2 separate regions of the Mus musculus genome follow, and region 1 is linked to region 2. The links are chromatin loops, found by intact Hi-C in ENCODE. Cell type or tissue: heart. All regions are shown on one strand.

Region 1 (8,000 bases), 89 kb before region 2:
ATACATTCTTCCTCCTTTTAAGATGTTCTCTCTCTCTCTCTCTCTCTCTCTCTCTCTCTCTCTCTCTCTCTCTCTCTCTCTCTCTCTCGTGTGGTCGCCGCGATGATAGAAAGTGACTAGTATAACCTGTAAAGGACTTCGTACAAGCCATGTATGTGACAGAGTGGTTGGCTTTGTTATTCTCTTTTTGTCACTGCACGTGGCTAACTAGAATATAATAAGCTTTTGAAAAGGACGGTGTCAATGTCCCTCTGTCTCTCACTGAGCTATGCATGTCTACCACAGGCCCCCTGCAAATATTTGCTCAACGAACAAATGAACCTGTGCGAGTTGGTTTCTCTTGGAACTTGGCATTCCCTCCTATGCAGTTGGGTAACCAGAGTCTGGTGGCTCAGAATCATGAGATGAAAGGCCTAGGGGAGGAATTTACTTTGCACCCACAGACAAGCTATTAAAAGAGGAAGGATGTCGGTTGGGCAATGACAGAGTGGGAAACAAACAGATGGGATACTTACCAGCAAGGTGTCCAGGGCATCAATTAGCGTCAGAGAAAAACTGTGAAAAGACAAAAAAGTCCCGCTGCTTCATAAGAACATCAAACACCAGATTCACAACTGCCCAGATCTAAGCGAGGCATAGCCATGTCCCTATCCATCCCACTTACAGTTATAACAGAGGAATCAGAGGGAAACTCCGAGTCCCTTGACTGCCTGGTGCAGCAGTACTGTAATTAACAGGTCACCTATGTCTCCTGGCATTCTTCCCTACTATAGAGAGGCAGCACGGAATTACGGCGTGGTAAGAGTTGGGGAATGTGTTACGTATGACATCAAAAGACTAGAAACTACCAGTTGCTCACAAGTTGAAGAGTGACAGACAAACGGATACAAACAAGTACAAATGTATGACATTATTAAGGTTATCGGGAGTTCTGTGTACTAACAAGATGATCATGCTGTTCAGTGGAAAACACGGTGTATGAAGTAAGCCACACAGCATGTTTTCATCTGCATTTCACAGTGCTGGGAGGGGGCTGGACAGACAGCTCAGGGCTTGAGAGCCCTTACTGCTCTTGGAGAGGACCTGAGTTTAGTTCCCAGCAGCAATGTGGGGGTTCACAGCTGCTAGCAACTTCAGTTCCAGGGACTCTAGCCAGGAGCCCCCACAGGCTCCTGCACACATATGGTGTGCCTAAATTCATGCAAAGCAAACACATATACTACTAATAAAATTTAAAAAGCCATACTGACAGAAAGCAAATGTGCTGCTGTTAGGGCCAGTAACCACAGAGGGATAATACATAAGGCGCACTTTTTTTTAGGTTAAAGAAGTATTCTTCTATCTGCTAGTTGTGATGGTGATTACTATACATTTTAAAGGGGGTACTTTATTACATGGCAATTATACCTTTAATAAGGTGATTTTTTTTTTACAAAGATACACAGTAGCCAGGTGTGAGATATGCCTGCAGTCCCAGCACGGGGGGTGGGGGGATGATAGGGATTCAGAAGGCCTGAGAGTTTAAAACTAGTCTGGGCCATATAGCAAGATCCTGTCTCAATAAACACATAACACGTATATGCACACCTGTGTAATTGTATAAACTGAGAACATTCTACAATGATCTACAGGACATACACAGGTTGTAGACCTAAGGAATGAGATACTCAGCAAGCATGACTCTATCCTGCTCAGTGAGCCATGTGTTTGCACTTGCTTTCTGTTCCAACTAAGAAATAAAAATTGGCACACGTTCCTAGCTTACTTGCCTAGCCCCTGGCATCAGAGAGCATGCTATCACGTATAAATATTTGTAGTACGAGGATAATGAGGCAGGGGTGAGAGGGAGCACCTGCAATCCAGCACCTGGGAAGGAGAGGCAGGAGCACCCCAAGTTCATGGTCATTGTTGGCGATGTGGTAAGTCTGAGGCCAGCCTGAGCTATGTGAGACCTATCTCAAACAAGCAAGCAAGCAAGAAATAAAAGACCTCAGCAACTGGAGAGATGGCTCAGTGGTTGAGAGCACTGGTTGATCATCTCATACCCACAGGGCACCTCACACTGTCTGTAGTTCAAGTTCCAGGGAACCTGACACCCTCACATGGTTATAGATACAGGCAAACAGCCAGTGCGCACTAAATCAATAAATCATTCTATAAAAACGAAGCAAAACAAAACAAAACAAAAACCAACTCAGGATTACAGCCCTAGTGTCAGTTTTGGCTAATGCAATGATTCTTTGCTCGACTGGGTTCTTTATTCCAGTGAAAATGAAAAGATGATATGGTAACACAGAATTACTAAACGAAAATGAATCAGGTGACTTGTATGTATGGCGGTGAGAGGAGTTGGTATGAAGCTAGACGGGAAATATTTTTCAGTCATAAAGAGTACACCAACTACAAAGGGTCTTAACTGTGGGGAGAATAACGTTCCTCCTGGGCCTGTGCGCCCACCTATAAAATGAAGGAGTTGAGTTTCCTGACTCCCGGGAGTTTTTTCAAAATATTTTGTGACTCCAGAAATGTCCCCAAGTCCTCATACGTGGTTGCCTGTTCGGCTGAGGTGAGTCCAGAGGGCTAGCCTGCCAAGTTAAGCCAAGACTTTTTTGTACTGTGAAAAGCTGTGTAGTTCTGACAGCGCTGGTTTGGACTGAGGGGACGGGGTTGAATCAGCCCAGGTCGGAAACTTTCCACAATCAGTGAGACCATGAAGCCACCAGCCCTCCTATGATCCCGGCCAACCCCCTTGGCCCTCAAGCTGGCTCTACCTGCCCCAGGTGTCGTGCCCATCACAGGTGAGAGGTCTCAGCTCATCGTAGGGAAAGGCATTTTCCAGGTAACTGTCGTAGGCGTGGTAGAACATGGCCTTGACTCGCTCCCTGGTTCGAGGGATGAGAAATAAGGTAGGGGGCCAGAACACAAAACCAGGCGGGAGAAAGGACCAGACACAGGACGGAGAATGGGAACCACAAAATGATTTCTGCCGAGGGCCCAGCAGCGGGACCAGAGCACGTCAGGGTGGGGGTCCTGGGGTGGAGGGAAGGGAAGGGACCCGGTGGGCGCTTGCCACTCCCCAGCCGTAGAGAGCGGGAGCCTGGCCCCCTTCACCTGTAGTGGGCGGGGTCGGGCGCGGTGCCGTCGGGGCCTGGCGCACCATGGTGCAGGGGTAGCAGCACGCACACGAGGCCGAGCGGGATGAGTAGCCGGAAAGGCATAGAGCTCGTGTCCTGTCAGTGCCGCCGCAGCAGCTGCAGCCACCGCCACCAGCTCATCCTCCGAGCCGCGGCTGGTTCTTCCGGGGATACGCACCACGACGCCTGCGCGTTGGGCAAGAAGCCTCTCACTTCCTGACTACAAAGCCCAGGATGCAATGGGCGGTGGAGCCCTGGCAAAAGAGCATCTCGGGATTTCTGGTCTACAGAGAGGAGTTCAACGTGTCTTAAAGACAGTGGTTGCTGTGGCTGCTGTTAATAATGTTTTCACAATCCCAGTTTCTGTTTGTTGAGCACCTTCGGTGAATTAAAGTGTTAGGAGCACTTTACAGGCGCCATCTAGTTAATTTTTGTTTTTTTTCCAAATACCTTTTAAAGGAGGGGCTAGCAGGTACTCAAGATTTGAGCAGATGCCTATGTAAATATGGATGAAAAATGTTCGGCTTTGACTATAATAGACACAGGGTTTGACAAACCATTGTGTAAGTAAACTCTAGAATTATTTTCCCAAAGCCTTAAGGTTTCCAGAAATCCCTTTTGTTCTAGGAATTCATACATTTATGACGGTCTTTCACTTTAGGGTGCCATGAAATCACGGTCCCTTCAGTCTCTAAATCAACCCAGGACTTTACCTGGACCATCTCAGTGGCTGCCATCCCTGGTGAGAATGAAGACCCAGCATTCTTCCTTTAAGAACATCTGGGCCGGCCGGGCGGTGGTGGTGCACGCCTTTAATCCCAGCACTTGGGAGGCAGAGGCAGGCACATTTCTGAGTTCGAGGTCAGCCTGGTCTACAAAGTCAGTTCCAGGACAGCCAGGACTACACAGAGAAACCCTGTCTCGAAAAAACAAAATAAAACAAAATAAAAAGAACATCTGGGCCAGTTTCCCCACTCTCTTGCTAGGTCCTAGACTCTGTTAGTGCGCTATCTACAGCAACCCCCTTCTCTTTGGTCAGTGGAATGAGCTGTAGACAACCCTAGATTTGAAGTTCGATTGGGGTTCATTACGACTCTACCATTCACACATAACCTATATAACCTTAAAGGAGTCCCTCTCATCCTCCAGGCACAGCACCCACATTTATGAAAGGGTTTGTCTAAACTGATATTTGAGATCCTTTTAATTTGAACTTTTCTTTAATTCTAGCATTGCCCAACTCTTCTTTGCTGAAAAATTCAGAGGGAAATGGCTGCTCCATTTATTGAGCAAAGTGCAGGCAGACTCTGCCTTCTTTGGCCCAGTTGTTTGTTTGTTTGTTTGTTTGTTTGTTAATTCTTGTTCTTTGACAATTTCATATATGTATGAATATGTTCTGGTCACCGCCCCTCCCCCATTACCTTCACCATTCTTCTCTCCTCCTTTTTCCTCCCAAACCCCTCCTACTGTCATTTTTTGTGGTTGTGATTGGGGTAGATTAGGTTTAATTAGGGCTGCTTACATAAGCATAGGTGAAGAGTTATAAGCAAGTTTGGAGCACACAATAATATTATTTATTTATGTACATGAGGATTTTGTACATAATTTTGTGCATGCCAGGTCACCTCTGAGGCCAGAAAAGGGTGTAGAGTCCTCTGGGTCTAGAATTATAGGTATTGTGAGCTTCCATGTGGTGCTAAGACTCAACCCAGGTGCTCTAGAAGAGTAGTTAGTACTCTTAACCATTGATCCATCTCTCCAATCCCAATCCAGCATTCTTGAAAATATCCCTCATTAAGTGTCCCAAAGTGCCATCAGTTGATAAACAAATTAAACTCCATATCTAACCCAAAGTGGGTCCTAAATTCAATAAAAAGGTTTTAGTATAGATGGGTCAAGGGTCAATGTGTCAGTGTTAAATTGGGGCAGTATTATTAGGAGTGTGGCCTCACCTTTTTTTCTCATTTATAAATTATGAAGAATATTAATACCTGCTTAATAGGGTTAGAGGATTCAGTGAACCATATAAAATGCCTATAATAATGGCATAGCAAATACTGAGTCACTAGGAGAATATTTTTTAAATACTTCTTAGAGGGGCCAGATAGAAGGGAAACCAAAAGAAACTAAGACCTGGATAATAACACAGGGAGACTGTATAGGTTTCCCAAGCTACTAGAACAAATTATCACCAACATGGAAGCTTAAAGCAAGAGAAATTTATTCTCCCATTTCTGGAATTCAGAAGCTAGTTTCACTGATCCTAAACCAACATTTTGAAAAAGTTTCCCTCCCCTCCTTCCTAATGCTTAAGAGGAGAGCCTGCTTGTCTTAATCAGGGTTTCTACGGCTGTGACCAGATACCACGATTAAAAGCAACTTGGGCAGGAAAAGTCTTATTTGGCTTATATCTCCTAATCACAGTTCACTGAGGGAAGTCAAGACAGGAGCCTAGAGGCAGCAGCTGATGCAGAGGCCACGGAGGAGTGCTGCTTACCGGCTTGCTTCTCATGGCTTGCTCAACCTGCTTTCTGGTAGGAGCCAGGACCACCAGCCCAGGGACGACACCATCTACAATGAGCTGGGACTTTCCCCATCAATCACTAATTAAGAAAATGTCCTACAGCCTTGCCTACAGAGCATTTTTTTCAGCTGAGGATCCCTCCTGTCTGATGACTACAGCTTGTGTCAAGTCGCCTAAAACAATCCAGCACACTGCTTCTTCCCTGTCCAGACTCTCCTGACAGTTTGAATCCCTCAGCTTAGAACTGTGTCATTCCAGTCTGTGGTTCCGTCTGCATGTCCCTCTTTCTGTCTCTGTCCTCTTTTATTATATCTCCCTCTGCTTCTCTCTCATAAAACCTTTTTATTATATTTATTTAGAACCCATCTTGAAAATCTTGGATAATCTCCCATCTCAAGATCCTTGATGAGACCTTCAAGGTCTCTTTCCAAATAAGATAACACAGGTTCTAGGGCCGATGATGGAGACGTTAGAGGGCTCCTTTTCAGCTTAGTATAGGCACTAAGTATTTTTCAGGCATAAGCTTTTCTTTATGATGAAAGCTAACTTAGCCTAAGCATCCTTTTCCATGTCATAAGCCCTATAGCTTAGCTTTTGTCTCCTATTCAGAACTTTGGTGTGGGTGAAATACTTGCAGGTAGAGCGGGACAAGGCTGCTGGATTTGGTAATGTGTGTTCCTATGAACAGAGCAGAAATAGTTCAGGTTCTTAATGTCTTTTCTTACTCTGATAAAAACATAGCTTTTCGGGCTGGTGAGATGGCTCAGTGGGTAAGAGCACCCGACTGCTCTTCCGAAGGTCCAAAGTTCAAATCCCAGCAACCACATGGTGGCTCACAACCATCCGCAACAAGATCTGACTCCCTCTTCTGGAGTGTCTGAAGACAGCTACAGTGTACTTACATATATTAATAAAATAAATCTTTAAAAAAAAAAAAAACATAGCTTTTCAGCACTCACAGAATGAAGCAAGTCAAGATTTCACAATTCTTTTGTGGCTGATTTCACACTTCTCTGATGAGACAAATATATATATATATATGTTTTACACCCCAAAGAAGGATTAGAATTCTTCTCTCCTGGCTTCATCCCCTTACTCTCTTTGTGATGTTATGATCTAGCTCAGGAGGGTGTGGTCCAGTAAAATGGCCAACTATAATATTTACACATAATGAGTCTCAGAGTGAGTCAGTCACCAAAGTGCCCTAATCCTCAATTTCTATATTTTAATGCAGAAATTGACAAGGCCAGAAAGGATGGTGTGTCCAGATCAAATGGGAAAATGGAGGTGAAAAGTCAGTCCCAGCACAATAACTTGGATATATCGGTCTTGTTTTTGTTGGTTTTTTGTTTTGTTTTGAGACAAGGTTTCTCTGTGTAGCCCTAGCTGCCCTGGAATTGGTCTGTTCACCAGGCTGGCCTCGAACTCACAGAGATCCACCTGCCTCTGCCTACTGAGTTCTGAGATTATAGGCATGCACCACCATCAACAGCAGATATATTGTTCTTAATTGATACTACACTTTTCCCTGTCTTCCTGTGGGATAGCTATTCATTTTGCATTCATTTCTAGTAGTGCTAGGGGTCACAGGCGATGACTCTGATGCTCAAGGGTTTGAGGCTTAGTACTGAGCTTGAAACTACTTTGACATAGCAATCAGGCCATGGCCCTTTCCCTTGTAGACCATGCAAATTTTGTTGGAAAGGAAAGATGTTTGTTGCTAAATATTTGGTGGATACTTGGAATACAGAGTAGTCACATCTTCCTCTGGGTAAATAGAGTTTGGAAGGTACTTTGATCATACCAGTACCCAAGAACAATGACCTTGGACTGTGTATTGAGTGGAGTAAGCCCTGTACTGATAATTAATAAGTCTTGGTTCTATTACTGGTTTAGCCACTGTCGTCGTGTGATCTTGGATAGGTTACTTCCCTTTTAGAGGCTTGATTTCTATGATTGGAGAGCAAATGAATGAGACTACCTCTCAGTATGGGGGAAAAAAAATAACAAATCACCGGATTGTTGCAAGAAAAACAGAAAACAGAGACCAACGGTCAGCGACTACAGAAGTCTCCTCAAAAATATTCATGAAGCAAAATGCAACAGGGACAACATTCCAAATGGAATGAACCATGTACCAAATGAAGAAAGAGAGGTAGAATGAGGGGTCACAGAGGAGAGGGAGTGGTCAAGGAGGAGGGAGAAGGGGTTGGTGTGCTGGCAGAAGGATTTATATGGCGTGGATAAATGGGCTGCAGATGGGCTGTTCTTACTAGTCTCTTTGCCTCAGCACCATTAATCTAAGCCACAACCATCCTCTTTTTTTTTTAAGATTTATTTAT
Region 2 (8,000 bases):
AACAAATAAAATCTTGCTCTTTAACTCCACTGGCTTGGGACAAAAAATAGGCTGAGGTCCTAGAGCTATGGAAATGACATTGTACAAGTACTTGATCTGACCCTTATGGGAAGCCTGGGGCACAATGTGACAGAGCTGTTTCCATACTAAGGCAGAGCCAGCCTGGGCAGTACACATTAAAGCATTTGCCCGCTCGACTCAAAACCCCTTAGTGGTTTCCCAGCACCTTTGAGCTAGCAAGCAAGATTGTCCACATCCTGGGAGTCCTACTTTGCTGTGTTGATTACTGCACCATCCGTGGGGCAAGCAGTGCACTCAATCACCTCCATTCCAACAGACCACCCCGCTCCACCTACCATGCCACCTGGAGCCCCTGTCTCACACAATGCTGCAGGACCCCAGGTTCAAATTAGTTGAGAGCAGGTGCTAGGGGTGAGTTGGAGTAGTGGTGCTGAGTCCTTCCCATTTCCACAGATTACACCTACTTCTACAAAGGCCGGGACTACTGGAAGTTTGACAACCAGAAACTGAGCGTGGAGCCAGGCTACCCACGCAACATCCTGCGTGACTGGATGGGCTGCAAGCAGAAGGAGGTAGAGCGGCGTAAGGAGCGGAGGCTGCCCCAGGATGATGTGGACATCATGGTGACCATCGATGACGTGCCAGGCTCTGTGAACGCTGTGGCTGTGGTTGTCCCCTGCACACTGTCCCTCTGCCTCCTGGTGCTGCTCTACACTATCTTCCAATTCAAGAACAAGGCGGGTCCTCAGCCCGTCACCTACTATAAGCGGCCGGTCCAGGAGTGGGTATGAGCAGCCCAGAACCCTCTCTGTCTACCCGGTCTGGCCAGCCAGGCCCTTCCTCACCAGGGTCTGAGGGGCAGCTCTAGCCACTGCCCACTGGGGCCAGCAGGGCCCTAGGCCAGGTTCGTGTGTAGCTGAAGTGGTGGGTGCACTGGTCTAGGCTGAGTGCGGGGCAGGGAGTGATGGTGGCTATGCCCCAGGTTGGGTAGCTGGCACCCAGCTGCCAGCCTTCTGTCCTGGGCAGACCTCTCTCTACTCAAGGGAATAGGCCAGGCCCTGTCAGGAGGCAAGGATGGTGCCAGGAGGTGCCCCTGAGGTCATTGCATCCTGTGGTGTCTGCAAGATACCACAGCTCCAGTCCTGGCTGGGACCCAGCCCTCTGAGGCAAGCCAGCACTAGCTCTCACCCCCACCCCAAGATGCCACCAATCCCAGTCCCCTCTGCCAACACCTGCTGGTCAGATGTCCCCTCATCCCTACCCTACTATCCTCCAAGGCTGCAGTGCCCCTGATGCCAACAGAGTGGGCAAAAGCCTGGGTTTCCCCTGCTAGCCCATAGAGGATTCCTCAGGAAACCTGTTCCACCCGCCAGGTCTCCTCTGAGACTCAGAACTTAGGGTCACATGCTGCAGGCAAGGCTGTGGCCCAGCTGGATCTCACAAGGACCCAGCTGTCATGTCGTGAATATTTAAATGTCCTGTCACTACTGTTTAAAGTCCCATTTTGCAAAGGCTACTTGAGGCTTTAGGTCAGCTAGAGGTGACTGTCTTGGTGATGAGGCCAGTATGGTGGCCCTTCCTTGGGCACTAAGGACCACGGTGCTGCAAAGGCCACTCGGGCATCCTGATACTAGCGGGCATCCTGTTCAGGAGGCTCAACAGCTGCAGGAGCTGACCCTGGTTCTGGGGGCGGATGCAAGTTTGTGACCATTCTCTACTCCCCTTCATTAATGTTGTCCCCTGCCCTGCTCCAGCCTGTCCTCTGTGGCCTGGGGGCTCGGCCTGACTACAGGTAAAGCAGAGAGGATTCTAGAGCCACCCTTGTCATCTTCTCAGAGTAAGGGACCAGGGCAGCCTTTTAAGTTCTCCATCTACATCCCCAGTGACCCTGAGGCAACTCAGCTCCAGCCTGGAGTCGGTGTTTGTGCTCCTATCTTGACCCTGGCAGCCCAGGTCTCTGGGTCCATCTTCCTGCACTGCTCTTAGAAAAAGGGTCCTCTTCCCAGCTGGTAGCAGCCCCAGGCTTTGGGGTTTCCCCCAACTCCCTAACCCAAACTACCTTTTTGTTGTTTGTTTTAACCTGAGGCCCTTCTTCACATCTGACAGTTCCTAAGTCTTGGTTTGGCTTGCTCCAAAACCACTGGGTGCAAGTGTCACTCACTGGCTCTCTGCCAAACCCAACGGTGGTATGAGGCGGCCATCAGGGTGCTAGTGGGTCACAGATACCAACTCTGACCTCTGAGCCTGCATGGGCTTTGCCCCTGCCCTGTGGTCTCTCGCCCTGTAGCACAGACAGAGACTCTTGATGCCCTGGGAGTTGTTGAGTAAAATCTCTTGTCCCAGAAGCACCTATGTGGGTCCACTGTGTCCCATCTCACCATTGTGTTCTTGCTCATTTTGGCCAAGGGCAGGCTCCCTGGGGCAGGCGGGGAACAACTGCAGAGATTTAGTGATTCATAGGTTTGTACAGCGTTTTATACTTTGCAAAGCACTTTATTAGCTCACAGCTGTCCACTCACATGAAACTCCTGTAGGCTCTGAGAGAGGCTGAGGGTAGCACTCATCTTACCCTCAGATGAAGCACAAGGAGGTCTTATTATCTGCCCCTGCCATCCAGGTGGCCCTGGCTGGGTCTTGTGTCCCCATCAGTGGGCCCTTCCAGGGTCCGAGAAAACTGTCTCTTCTAGTCCTCTCCTCTGGGCCTCCCTCCCCCAGTCCCCTGGTCCCTCTCCTCAGGTTGGTGCTCACTTCTTGAAAGCTCTAGGCCCCGCAGGCTCCCTGTTGGCTCCTGGCATTCCAAGGCCAGTTGCGAAAGAGCAGGGGATGGAGGCAGGCAGCCCAGGCTGCAGATGTGAGGGACACAGGGCCGGGCCCAGAGAGGGCTCAGCCTAGAGGCTTCCAATCTTGGATTCTTCTGCCTGCGGTCATCTGTTTGTCCATCAGCCCAGGTCAGAGCAGTCAGAGGGGCAAAGTACTAGAGCCCCCAGAGCTCAGCTTCCCCTCGGCCTGGGTGACATCACAGCATCTCAGTGTCGGTCACATTTTAAACTGATCAGCCTTTGTACAATGTTTTTTAAATCATTTCTAAATAAAACAGAAATACAGTGTTTTTTCCCCTGGGGTATGGGAACAAAGACCAGGGCATATGTGTGCCCGTAAGAAGTTTCAGGGAGAAAAGGGTACCCTGGGAGTGTACTTCTGCAGTTGCCTCGTGCATCTTCTAACCAGCAATCAATGTCCTGTCCTCCCCACCCCACCCCAACCCGTCACCCAGGAACCTCAGGAGTACGGGAGGGTCATTGTGGCAAGACTTCTCTGGAGACAGGGCACATGGGGCTATGGCCAGGCAGCAGCTCAGTTCTAGCGAGGGGGAAACCAGGATTCAACAGCATCAAGAGCCTGCCAGGACGCCTCATCTGATCCTGGCTCTTCCTCTTAAGGAAATCAGCCCAAGGACAGAGCTGAAAGGGGGCGTGGGAATGAGCTGGTTCGGGGGTCTGTCAAGTCTGAAGCTGAGGTGCAATTCTCTGAGGTGGCCCTGAGGGACTTTCAGTCTCCGCGATCTTTCTTGAATCTCTGCCCAGAGGGAGTAAGACAGGAAATCACAGGGTGAGGAGATAAAAGCCAGGCCAGGCCCAGGAGGGCATGAAGGCCAGGGGTGGCCGGGTCAGTACCAGGACGTGCAGGCGATTAGAAAGCGCACGTCGTCCAGTGGCCCCCACGGGCCAGGTTCCGGCTGAGGCTGCTGCGGACCCTGCGGCGCTGGAGGCTGGGGCTGCGCGGGCTCCGGGCCATCCTGGCCACCACTCAGGAGAGCGCCCATGGTCTGTAATAGAAGCCCATTTGGTACCATGCCAGAGCAAGTGTCACCCCACCCATCACCACCCTCTACCCGCGCGTGTCCTCACCTCAGGCAGTAAAGTGAAAGCAGAGCTGCACGGAAGCCGTCTGGCCTGGGAGGAGCAGCGTTATGACGCAGCCGAGACAGAGAAGGAAGGCCTTCGCACGCCAGGGGCGGGCCCCGTGAGCACGGGAAAGGCAGGGCCACTAGCCAACCACGCCCAGGGCCCAAGGCTCCGCCCCACTTAGAAGAAGGCCCTGCTAGAGCCACAGGAGGCGGCCTGGCTTCCCAAGGAGGCTACCCCATCTTCAAATTCAGGCAGGACCAGAATGCACTGCAGCTGAGTGCCTATGGCCTCACAAAGGCCCTGGCAGGGAGAAGAGCTGGGTGTCTCATTCTGAGGCCAGGGAGGGCCGAGAGGCTGGAGCTGGCTTGAAATGGAACCCAGAAGCCAGCACTACTTCCTCTTGTTCATCTCTTCTTTGAGGGGTGGGAGGGATCTCATTATGTATCCCTAGCTGTGCTAGAACTCAGTGTGTAGCCAGGCTGACTATGAACTGGAGATCCCCTCTGCCTCCGGGATTACTGGTGTGTTCCACCACCCCCTGCAGGTCTCCCATCCTGTTGAGGGAAAACACTGCATGTCATCCCACCCAACTTCCCCACAACCCAGGAACTGCTGTAGAAGGAGGTGTTGCAAACTGAGGCCACACACACACACACACAGCACACTGAGGATGGTGGGAGGCAGTCCTTTAATGGGGTGGGGCACAAGATAGCAGAACTTTCATCCAAGAGCCACAAGAACTGAAAGCCAGCATGACAGGGCAGGCTTTCCAGTAACAATTGTCAAGAGATGGCACAGGTGAAGGGTTGGGCAATCAATTCAGCTCTACCGAGCTCTGCCATGCCCCACTGCCAGCATCTGGTACAGACTAGCTCAGGCATGGAAAATGAGCCAAAGTCCAGAGGCAGGAGCCCACACGGCAGCATGGACGGTGACTCATGTGAGGCTGCAGAGAGAGGAATGGATTACATATCAGGAGCTGTTTTACAAGGTACACGTGGCCCCACCCTAGACCTGTTCTAGTTCAGTCCTTGAAAAGCCACACTTGGAACCCCACCTGTTCCAGGGTTCCAGACTGACTATATCCTGTGTAAGATCAAGCCTAAAACTCCCCACGTTTGAGACAGGAGCAAGGAAAAGTCAGTGAGAGCAGGATGTGCCCAGACCAAGCCTCTCAGAGACCAGGCCAAGGCCAAAACTGCCTTCCTTTTCCAGAACTCTTCATTACTGCTGATACAAAAAGTCACAAATACTAGACTGAAAAACAGACGTGCTCTCTCTAAGGATTAAGTGGATCACTGGTATTGGAGGAAGTAATCATTCATGATACTGAAACCGAGGTGCTCACTGTGTGCAGCATGCACAGGCTCGTGTCAGCTCTTTCCTCGGCTGCTTCTTCACTTTCCTTTTTGAGTCAGGGTCTCTCACTGAGCCTGGAGCTCACCATGGCTGCTAGGTGGACAGCCAATGAGCCCAACGCTGGAATGACAGACATGTGCCACCAAGCTCAGCTTTTATGTGGTGTGGGAATCTTAACCAAGTCAGTCCTCACTGCTTTGTACAGCGAGCGTTTTACCCACTAGACCGTCTCCCATATCAACCTGATATCTTCCCCGTAAAATCCATGAACACCTCAAAACAAGTCAAAAAACCCAAAGGAAACAACAGTCTTTCCTTCTCTTCCAAGTCTAAAAGGACAGGGAGTGTTCTGATCACGTTAATACCGCCTGGCACATAAAACGCTGTAGAACTTCTCAGGCTGGGCTGGGTGTAGCCCTACAGGACAGCATTTGCCTGCAGTGCATAAGCTCTCAATTGTTCACCAGCTCTGACAGCAGAGTTAGTCAGGGTGAATACCAACATGTCGTCATCAAAACTAGTAGCTTTAAAAACACATGCACATAGCCAGGTGTGGTGGCACAACCTCTAGCTCAGCAGAGCCAGTCTGGGTCACATGATACTTCTATCATTTAAAGAACCAGAGTTGGATTATTATTTCCACCTATAGTCAGAACCTCTGATTACACTGGGAACCTACATAAACAAGCAACCCAACACCCAGCAAAACTCAAAATCTCAGGCTAACAGTCCAAACTGCCTGATATGGGAATTTAAAGCCCTTCGCATTCAGAGAAAACTTGTTTCCTTTACATACTCAGTGTTTTCCCATCTCTCTGTCTGTGTGAGGTTCTTCCTCACTCTTTTCCAGTATTTAAACAACTCCTCATCCCCTAAAACAGACTAAATGTCACTCAAGAGACTTCTATAATCCCAGGAAATTTCTCACCAGCTTCACAAGCTGCCCATACGGGAACTTAAGTAAGGAACTGCTTGTTTCTCCTGTAACAGCTAAGAGGGATAGATAGCATCTCCCATGCCCATGTGAACCCTCAGAGGCAGGATATAAAGCCACACCACCCAACTATCCTCAACACAGCCATGTCCACCTTGTCAGCACAAACAAATGCACTAGGATGAGGACCGCATTCCACGGAAAGCAGAGCATCTGTCCCTGGGCACTTCTCTACTTCTGAGTTTCTAGCCTCACAGAGGTATCTGTGTTAGTTGGACATGGCATGCCTTAAGAAAGGTCCCGGGCAGGCTGAGAATAGGCGCCCAACTTCTTAGCATCTTCTGCTGCTGCTCTTCCAGGTAAAAATAAAAAGTCGGGCTGGTGAGATGGCTTAGTGGGTAAGGGTCCGGAGTTCAAATCCCAGCAACCACATGGTGGCTTACAACCATCCGTAACAAGATCTGACTCCCTTTTCTGGAGTGTCTGAAGACAGCTACAGCGTACTTACATATAATAAATAAATAAATAAATAAATCTAAAAAAATTTTTTTTTAAAAAAACAAAAAAATAAAATAAAATAAAAAGTCTTGGTCCAACCTCCCAAGGAGTGAGAGTCCGTGTCCAGCTTGGGTGGCTTTTCACCACAGAAGTCTGGATCGCAGGCTCTTGACCTTCCTCGTGCTGTGATCCTGAGTACAGTTCCTCAGGTTGTGCTGACGCCCAACCTTAAAATTATGTTTGTCACTACCTCAGAATCGTAATTTTGCTGCTGTTATGGATTGTAATGTAAATATCTGGTATGCCAGATATCTGATATGTGACCCTGTGAAAGGGTTGTTCGGGCCCCAGGTTGAGAACTGTAGGTCTAGACCATGATTTCAATACAAAACTCACCTACAACTTGTTTAAGAGCACCACAGCAATCTGGGGTCTCCTCAGTGATTAAGGAGGCTTGCCACCTTCCCTAGCCAACAGCTATTTTCTATCTCAGGTCTCAGGCCACTTGCTGGAGACAGTGGACACATGTGCAAATACAAACTGTAAAACATGGTCAGTGACCAAGTAAGATGGACCACAGAAGAGGTCTGCCCAGAGAGCTGTTTTCGAGCAAGACTAAGTATGAGCAGATGTCAATGTTTGTGGCTCTAAGCCAGTATGCATATTCACTCTAAACCTCCCAGTACAAAAACAAGTCTCTCGTTCAAAGATCTACCATCTGCCCCTCCCCTCAAAGACAAAAGTGAGCCAGGCATGGTGGTACACGCCTTTTATTCTAGCACTCAGGAGGCAGAAGCTAGCCTGATCTACAGAGCGAGTTCAAGGACAGCCTGGGGTACCTAGAAACCCTGTCTCAAACAATTAACAAGGGCCAAGTTACCTGTCAATGAGGGAATCCCGCATGCTGGTGGCAATGGTACTTGGCTTGGCTTCATTCAGCTTGAAGACGCTCTCCACCACTGACAGCTCCGTGCTGGTCGTGTCCAGACCACAGAAAGCACACCAATCGTTCACCACCATCCCAGCAGCAATCACCTCACTCCCTCGGTTCACAGTGCCTGCCTGAAGACAAGTGTCACGGTACCAAAAGCAAATTCTCATACCTCCCCAAGGAAGGACTCTCCCCGCAAGTCTGTTCCACGTCTCAAGGCCCCAGTCCCAAACTAGGGAAGGTAATGACCCAGATTCCCAAAGGGTGACAAAAGGGACAGGGTTCAGATGGCAGGAATACTTACCACAAGGGGGACCTGAAGAAGGGAGGACAACTCATCCTGGTCCTC

The links. Peaks named below come from ENCODE experiments on the same cell type or tissue, not always from the same donor. Only the 100,000 strongest peaks of a DNase experiment are listed, where the experiment ranks them.
Region 1: it touches region 2 in a loop (2.4-fold over the local background); 2 of 42 quality-filtered maps call a loop at or near these places.

What each region holds. Positions count from the first base shown.
Region 1 is chr2:155,726,120-155,734,119 of GRCm38, forward strand. Edem2 (ER degradation enhancer, mannosidase alpha-like 2) reads right to left here and starts at 3,356. Exons shown (of 11, transcript NM_145537.2): 1 at 3,112-3,356; 2 at 2,772-2,882; 3 at 516-555. The coding sequence starts at 3,218. In heart, no CTCF peak of the experiment used is centred here; DNase peaks (open chromatin) are centred at 2,792 and 3,332; H3K4me3 peaks cover 1,341 bases; H3K27ac peaks cover 1,135 bases.
Region 2 is chr2:155,815,237-155,823,236 of GRCm38, forward strand. Mmp24 (matrix metallopeptidase 24) reads left to right here. Exons shown (of 9, transcript NM_010808.4): 9 at 475-3,130. The coding sequence ends at 812. BC029722 (cDNA sequence BC029722) reads right to left here and starts at 3,996. Exons shown (of 2, transcript NM_001384169.1): 1 at 3,930-3,996; 2 at 2,494-3,847. The coding sequence starts at 3,844. The coding sequence ends at 3,689. Eif6 (eukaryotic translation initiation factor 6) reads right to left here. Exons shown (of 6, transcript NM_010579.2): 4 at 7,956-8,000; 5 at 7,601-7,782; 6 at 4,601-4,875. The coding sequence ends at 4,866. In heart, no CTCF peak of the experiment used is centred here; DNase peaks (open chromatin) are centred at 1,117, 2,215, 2,815, 4,005 and 1 weaker place; H3K4me3 peaks cover 1,779 bases; H3K27ac peaks cover 1,456 bases; H3K27me3 peaks cover 416 bases.